Regions from separate parts of the Homo sapiens genome. Here region 1 is linked to region 2. Evidence: chromatin contacts called from ENCODE Hi-C or POLR2A ChIA-PET data. All regions are on one chromosome and are shown on one strand. The core of a region is the stretch at or near the end of the contact, and the rest is flanking DNA. Distances in the headings are between cores, read along the strand shown. Region 1 holds the start of ORAI3 (ORAI calcium release-activated calcium modulator 3). Region 2 holds the start of ZNF688 (zinc finger protein 688).

Region 1 (3,553 bases), core at 177-2,676, 380 kb before region 2:
GGTGATGGTGGGGCAACCCCAGACTAACAGAGCAGCAACCCTGGGTCCCAGTTCATTCGCTCCTGCCCAGAGGCAAGGCTTTTACTTTCCACACCTGTCCAATTAGCAGGCTAGTCTGAGCCATCCTTGGTACGTGACCTGCTCTGACATGCCTGGCTCACCCTGGGGCGGTTACTTGGCTGGCTACAGAGGGCGCACCCTCCATGATCTCAGTTTCCCACTGGCTTGCAAGCGGGGTGGAGGCCTGTCCAGGGTCACACAGCTGGCCACAAGCAGGGAGGAGCCAGGACTGTGTCTGCTGATCCTCACCCTGGGACCTCCCTCCATCCCACTTCCTGTGAGGCCACTGCTGGGGCAGACCGTTAGCCAACACCGTCCTCCTGCACCTGGGGTTTATCAGCTTGAGACTCGCTTATCAGTTTCCTCATCAGCCTCCTTCCCCAGCGGTTCCCTCCCGGGCATGATCTCTTGTCAGTTTTCCTGGTTGACACTAGCACCCCTTGGGCCCGCTGGAGAGTGGCCACCTTCCCTGGGACGGGCCCACCTTCAGCTGGGTGACCCTTCCACCCAGCTAATCCATCTCGAGCCCCCCACCTGTTGATGCAGCCCCCACCCAGCTGACCTGCCTTTGAAGCTGGCACTGGGACTTAGGAACCACTTCTGCCAGGTACAGGCTCCATCTGGACCACTCTGCCTCACTGTTGCAGTCAACCCCACCAGCGATTTGTTCACCCCACTCCCACTACGACACCTTTAGGACTTTCGTGTCCTCCGGTGGCCCCGTCTCCTGGGGTCCCCTGTACACACACATCCGTAAGAAGGGACTTGCTCAGTCCCGCGGGACCTTGTTCCTTCCCCCTTTGACGAAAGCCCCCTTTAACCTGTCTCCCTTGGGACCTGTTTACTTCGCCCCCCCCCCGACCTGTGCCCCCCACTTGCTCTGCCCCACCGGGTGTGACCCCTCCCGGCCCCTCACCATGGCGAAGCCCGAGAGCAAGGCAGACGTGCGGCTGGAAGCTTTGAGCTTGGCCCGGCTGAGGTAGAGGCGGCGCCAGCTGAGCGCCCGCAGCGAGTGCTGACTGGCCCCCATGAGGTCCAGGTAGCCGCGGTGCACGAACTCCCGGTACGTGGCCGAGCCTGCAGGGCTCTCGCCCTCAGGGTTCAGCGGGGCCTGCTCGCCCGCGTCCCCCTCGCCGCCCTTCATCCTGGGGGGGGGGCGGCACCAGGCGGTCACTACGGGGCGGAAGCGCCTCGGGGGCCCCAGCCGGGCCGGCCCAAGCCCGGGGGCGGCCCCATTCCCAGACAGGACGAGCAGGATGCAGGCGGCGGGCGCCCAGGAAGAGGCACCCCCAGTGGAGCAAGAAAAGCAGCGTCTGCGGGGAGCCCCAGGAGCCGGAGCGGGACAGCGGAGGCCAAAACAGGAACTGGGACAGAGGCGGAGCCGGGGCTAGCCACATGATGGGGTGGAGCCGGGGACCAAGTCCCCGCAGTCCCGGGCCCGCAGAGATTCCCCGCGACCCCTACCCACCAAGAACGTTATCCAAGCGCCCGGACCCCACCGAGGTGCACGCCAACCCCAGCCCCCTCCAAGGTACAGCTGGACACCCCAGGTGTCCACACTTCCAAATCCCTCCCAAAATGAGTCCAGGAGAGGTGAGCCCACTCATCTGTAGGTAGGGACCCCGCAGATACACACACGAACTCCGCAGCCCCGGCTGGAAGATTTTGAGTTTTATAGCAAACCGTATTGTACAGACCCGGGGCCCAGGGGCCCAGCCCGGCTGGGTCCCCCGCTTGCCCCTCGCCGGGCTGCCTCTTCCCTCCCCCAAGCGGCCCCATTCTCAAGCCTCTCGCTATCCCCAGGCCCCACCCCTCCGGCCTTTGGTCCGCCCAGCCCTCCCCCCACCCGCGCACCTCCCTGTTACCTGAGGTATGTGGATAGATCTCCCCTCCCCTACATGGTAAGCCCCGGCCCCCCGGAGGCCTGCGCGGAGGGGCGGGACCTGGCCCGGCTCATCCCCGGGGTCCCGAAGCCCCACCCCGCGCTCGAGGAAGGGGCAGGGAAGGAGGGCCAGCAGAGTCTGTTACTAGGTTCCCATGGCAACTAAGAGGGGGCCATTTCCAGCCTTAGCACTGGCATCGGGAGGTGTCCGTTGGCTGCTATTTCCATGGCAACCAGGAGTGGCAGTTCCCTGGGCAAATGGGATACAAGTTTCCATGACGATGAAAGAGTGGGAAGAGCCAGGCTGGAGGAGTCCCATGGTCCCCATTCTTGGGCTGGCGCCCCCAGCCATAATGCGGGTCCGGCGGGTGCCGCCGCTCAATACAGTAAAACAAGAACAAGCCTGGGGGTGGCGCAGTCCCAAATGGGCGCCCACCGGCCCGGTCTCAGGTCTCAGTCCAAGCTGGTCCAGTCCCCTCACACCCCGGCTCCCCCAGGTCCGAGATTCCCCCGGTTCAAGTAACACTTCAGTACAGATGAATGTTCAAGTATTGTGCGGAGAGGCGGGCAGGGGGTTGGGGCGCCCCTCGCCACTCCCCTGGGCCGCGAGCTGAAGAGCGGCTGCCCGCGGCCCCCACTCCTTGCAATAGCTGCCGTTTTCAGTGACGTTCAAGGAGTCAGGGTCAGGGGGAAGGAACTGAAGCCTGGGGAGGGGGGAAGCAGAGAGGTGACCCCCAAGGGGGTATTGCTGTCCCCACACCTGCTCTCATCCCCACCTCCAGCTCAGCCCCAGCTTGCCCCTGGTTCCCCTACCTCTGACACCTGGATCCCCAATTGCTCCTCCGGTTTTCCTTTTGTGGCCCCACCCCCACCCCCCACTCCAAGTAACTGGTCTTTGTTCCCTGAACCCTTGGTGGTCTGCTGTCTGCCCCGCCCCCCGCCCCTTCCACCTCCCCCAGCCCCTGGCTCCCATATCCTGTGTGTGTCCTTTCCCCATTCTCCCCCCCAACACTTGCACCATAACCCCCCTCCCACCGTCCCTTCGGCTCAGCACCCTCCAGTACCTCTGACCCACTCCCCCAGGGGATGGACAATGAAGCAGGTAGCAGGGGCAGGACATAGGAAGGAGAAACCCCCAGAGATATCAGTGCAGGGGGGAAAGAAGGGGGTGGCTGGCTTGAGTCCCTGGGTGGGAATCCCAAGTCACTGACACTCAGGAATCCCAGGGTGGTGAGGTGGGAACCTGGCCTCCCAGCAGGGGTGAAATGAAGCCGGAGGTCCAGGCTCCTGTCGAGTCCGGGGGAGGGTGGGGGGCGCCCAACTAGCTGTCCTTGAGAAGCAGCTTCTCCTCAGGGCAGCGGAAGGGGCCAGGGGGCCCGGCAGCTGCCAGCCGGGCACAAGCTTCGGGTGAGAGCTGGCGGCAGGAGCGCAGGTCTAGGCGGCGTAGACGAGGGCAGCGGCGGAACAGCGGGAGGCAGTGGTCCGTTAGGCGGTGGCAACCTGGGGATGGGGCAGTGGAGCTGAGACCAGGCAGGTGAGCAAGGGGTTGGCACTGGCCGTGGGGATCCACAGGCTGGCAGGACGGATGGGGGACCGTGCTTACCAGCAAGA
Region 2 (3,267 bases), core at 701-3,200:
CTATTGAATAAAAAGGAAGGCTCGATATACTAGGGCTGGCAGGGGAGCCAAGCAAGTAGATCCAGAGCCAGAATGACAGCAGGGACCTGGTAGGCCTTGCTTGTTATCTCCAGCAACCAGCCCCACGCTTAGCAAACAGTATTCTGCATCCTGTATGATTGCAGGTATATTCCAAATGTGGGGATGAAGGCAACTAGTATTTACAGTCCAATGCCACCAGCCATGAGGATGACCCATCTTGGCTGAAAAATAAAGACCTTAAATCTAGGAAGCGGAAGATACAACCCAGGACAGCAGGAAGGGGAGACCCGGTATGAGAAGAACTGAGGCCCAACCCAGTTTAGAGAGGAGACTGAAGGCTAAAGGAGGAAGGTTTCCCAGGAAAAAAAAAATTAGGATTTGAAAGTTGATGCTATCTTTGATAATTTGGAACAACGTAAATAAGTAGAAATGGCAGGGCCGGGCGCCGTGGCTCACGCCTGTAATCCCAGCACTTTGGGAGGCTGAGGCGGGAGGATCACCTGAGGTCGGGAGTTCGAGACCAGCCTGACTTAATATGGAGAAACCCCGTCTCTACTAAAAATACAAAATTAGACGGGCATGGTGGCTCATGCCTGTAATCCCAGCTACTTGGGAGGCTGAGGCAGGAGAATCGCTTGAACCTGGGAGGCGAAGGTTGCGGTGAGCCTAGATAGCGCCATTGCACTCCAGCCTGGGCAAGCCGAGATAGCGCCATTGCACTCCAGCCTGGGCAACAAGAGTAAAACTCCTTCTCAAAGAAAAAGTAGAAATGGCTGGGAACCGTGGCGCATGCCTGTAATCACAGCACTTTGGGAGGCCGAGGCAGGAGAATTGCTTGAGGCCAGGAGTTCCAGACCAGCCTGGGCAACATAGCAAGACCCTGTCTCTGTTTTAAAATTTAAAAATTAGCCAAGCATTGGGTGTGCGCCTGTGGTCCCAGCTACTCGGGAGGCTGAGGTGAGAAGATCGCTTCAGCCCGGGAGGTCGAGTCTGCAGTGAGCTAGGATCGCACTGCTGGGCCACAGAGCAAGACCCTGTCTCAAAACAAACAAAAAATAAATTCATGTATGTTAGCAACAATTACTATTTAATTTAAAACTTCCCCATTCCGATTCCATCCTCACCAAGCACGTTCCTTCGCCTGCAGCTTCGGTCTAGAGCCTGAGCGAGCCGAGCTGCGGATGCCAGGGGCTGGGTGGACTCCGCAGCTAAGCTACTGTAAAACACGCACCTGCTTCTACCGCGGGTGTACACATGGTTTGCCAGGGTGTGCGCGTCTTCCCAAGGGGTCTGGGGACCAAATTCCAGCTCCCGCCATCGGGAGGCACGGTAAGAGACCGTAGGGGACACAATCCCGAGCACCGCAGATGCCGAGGTCTCCGCTGCGCTCCAGTCTGTCAACAGAGGCTTCAGGACCGCGGGGTCCCTTCAAATGCCCCGCCAGTCCCAGGCCAATCACCGCGCAGCTTCTTCCGGGATCGTCGCCAATCATCGGCCGTTGCGTATTGCGGGTACAGAGGGGTAAGTGAAGCTTCGGGCCCTTACATCTTTCTTGAAGGCAAGAAGCCTCTCCTCTACTTCCCAGACACCCCGCCTCCCCCACTAGAAAAAGCAGCCGAAGCGGCTTTATTTAAGGGCAAGTGGGACGATGAGGCCAGAGAAGTCAGAAAGGCTCCATATTTGATATGGTCAAATAATGGCGCCCTTAAGAGCAGCCTGTGACAATTGAAGGGTGGTCGCCATATTTTCAGAAGGCACCTTCCGGGTCCCTTAACCCGGGTGTCTATGTCCAAGCGGCCATGAAGTGAATAAACACTGAGGAATTATATTTGTCCCTATCAGAATCCTCGAATCCCTAGCAGCCAGTCCCTGCTACTTCGGTTGCCTCGGCTGCGTTCGGACGCCACGGCTGGGCGGGGCCGCCCTTCCTGTGGACAACGACAGCTGAGGCCGGGAGCGGGGAGGCGGCGGCTCCAGGGACCTGGCGGCCGCCGATCGGGGCTGCGAGGCCCCATGGCGCCGCCCCCAGCCCCGCTCCTGGCGCCGAGGCCCGGGGAGACCCGGCCTGGTTGCAGGAAGCCCGGGACTGTGAGCTTCGCGGACGTGGCCGTGTACTTCTCCCCGGAGGAGTGGGGCTGTCTGCGGCCCGCGCAGAGGGCTCTGTACCGGGACGTGATGCAGGAGACCTACGGCCACCTGGGCGCGCTCGGTGAGAGCCCCGGGTCCGAGCCCCCTCCTCCTTCACCGGGTTCACAGGGGAGATGATGTAGAAGGGCCGAGAGGACTGTGAGCCCTAATCCCGCACTCTTGCACCAACACCAGCAGCCACCTCCCGTTCCCAGGGCTTCAGGTACCCCCTCGGGAGTGTTTTCACCCGCATCCATTTCATTCAGGCAGCAGCACTGCAGCCCCTTCCAGGTTGAGTATAAGCTCCGAGGGGGTGCCCTCAGCCTGGAGGGGAATGCCATCTTCCCACGATGGCCTCTCAGGCCCGCGCTGTGATCCCTGTTCTCTCCCAGGATTCCCAGGCCCCAAACCAGCCCTCATCTCTTGGATGGAACAGGAGAGTGAGGCTTGGAGCCCCGCCGCCCAGGATCCTGAGAAGGGGGAAAGACTGGGAGGAGCTCGGAGAGGTGAGGGATAGTCCCGGGTCCCCCCACTTGGTTTTCCAGGGCTTCCTGTCTAGCAGAGTTTCTTTTCAGGCCCCCACTTCCAGCATCCCTAAAGAAATTCAACTGTGTTGGGTACTAGAGGAGTAAAGAAGGCAGACCTGGTACAAAGTTTTCAGAACATGGGACAGCGGTCCTGTGAGGACTGGGAGCCCAGTCCAACCAGGCACTCCAGCCTGGGTGACAGAGTGAGACTCCGTCTCAAAAATAAATAAATAAATAAATAAATAAATAAATAAATAAATAAATAATAGCCCCTGCTTCCTGAGCACTTCCTAAGTGCTTAACATGCATCTACTCAGCTAAACCAGTAACGCTGTGAAGTCAAAAGCCATTATTATTCCCATTTGATGCATAAGGAACCAAGGCTCAGATAAGGCACTTTTAGGAGATCTGAATCCTGTTTACCTTGTTCTAAAGCCTGTGTGTTAATCACTGGACAGAACTTCCCTCACTGCCTTAAGTGAAAAGCATTCTATAACCTGAGACAGTCTGTGCAAAAGTGTTTGTAAGTGTAACTTAATTCCGGTTTCCCAGGAGATGTCCCAAACAGGAAGGAAGAGGAACCGGAGGAAGT

The links. Hi-C counts contacts between places; a loop is a spot of excess contacts on that map. ChIA-PET counts read pairs that join two places held with the same protein, here RNA polymerase II (POLR2A). Pooled maps may share reads with other maps.
Region 1: a loop to region 2 is called in a pooled map, with 3 times the contacts of the local background. The contact joins the promoter of ORAI3 here to the promoter of ZNF688 in region 2. A Hi-C loop is called at or near these places in 1 of 168 maps with a recorded cell type or tissue (naive thymus-derived CD4-positive, alpha-beta T cell) and 6 of 50 pooled maps. POLR2A ChIA-PET finds 5 or more read pairs at or near these places in 3 of 52 experiments (CD4-positive, alpha-beta T cell, WTC11 and naive thymus-derived CD8-positive, alpha-beta T cell).

Annotation. Positions count from the first base shown.
Region 1 is chr16:30,946,941-30,950,493 of GRCh38, reverse strand. It overlaps ORAI3 (ORAI calcium release-activated calcium modulator 3), which reads right to left and starts at 1,426. Exons shown (of 2, transcript NM_152288.3): 1 at 977-1,426. The coding sequence starts at 1,204. FBXL19 (F-box and leucine rich repeat protein 19) reads right to left here. Exons shown (of 11, transcript NM_001382779.1): 10 at 3,546-3,553; 11 at 1,711-3,442. The coding sequence ends at 3,264. RefSeq lists enhancers at 1-70, 71-300, 589-1,107 and silencers at 1,031-1,080, 1,121-1,380, 1,751-2,000.
Region 2 is chr16:30,570,397-30,573,663 of GRCh38, reverse strand. ZNF688 (zinc finger protein 688) reads left to right here and starts at 1,950. Exons shown (of 3, transcript NM_145271.4): 1 at 1,950-2,230; 2 at 2,541-2,654; 3 at 3,228-3,267. The coding sequence starts at 2,035. RefSeq lists a silencer at 1,943-2,182 and an enhancer at 3,045-3,267.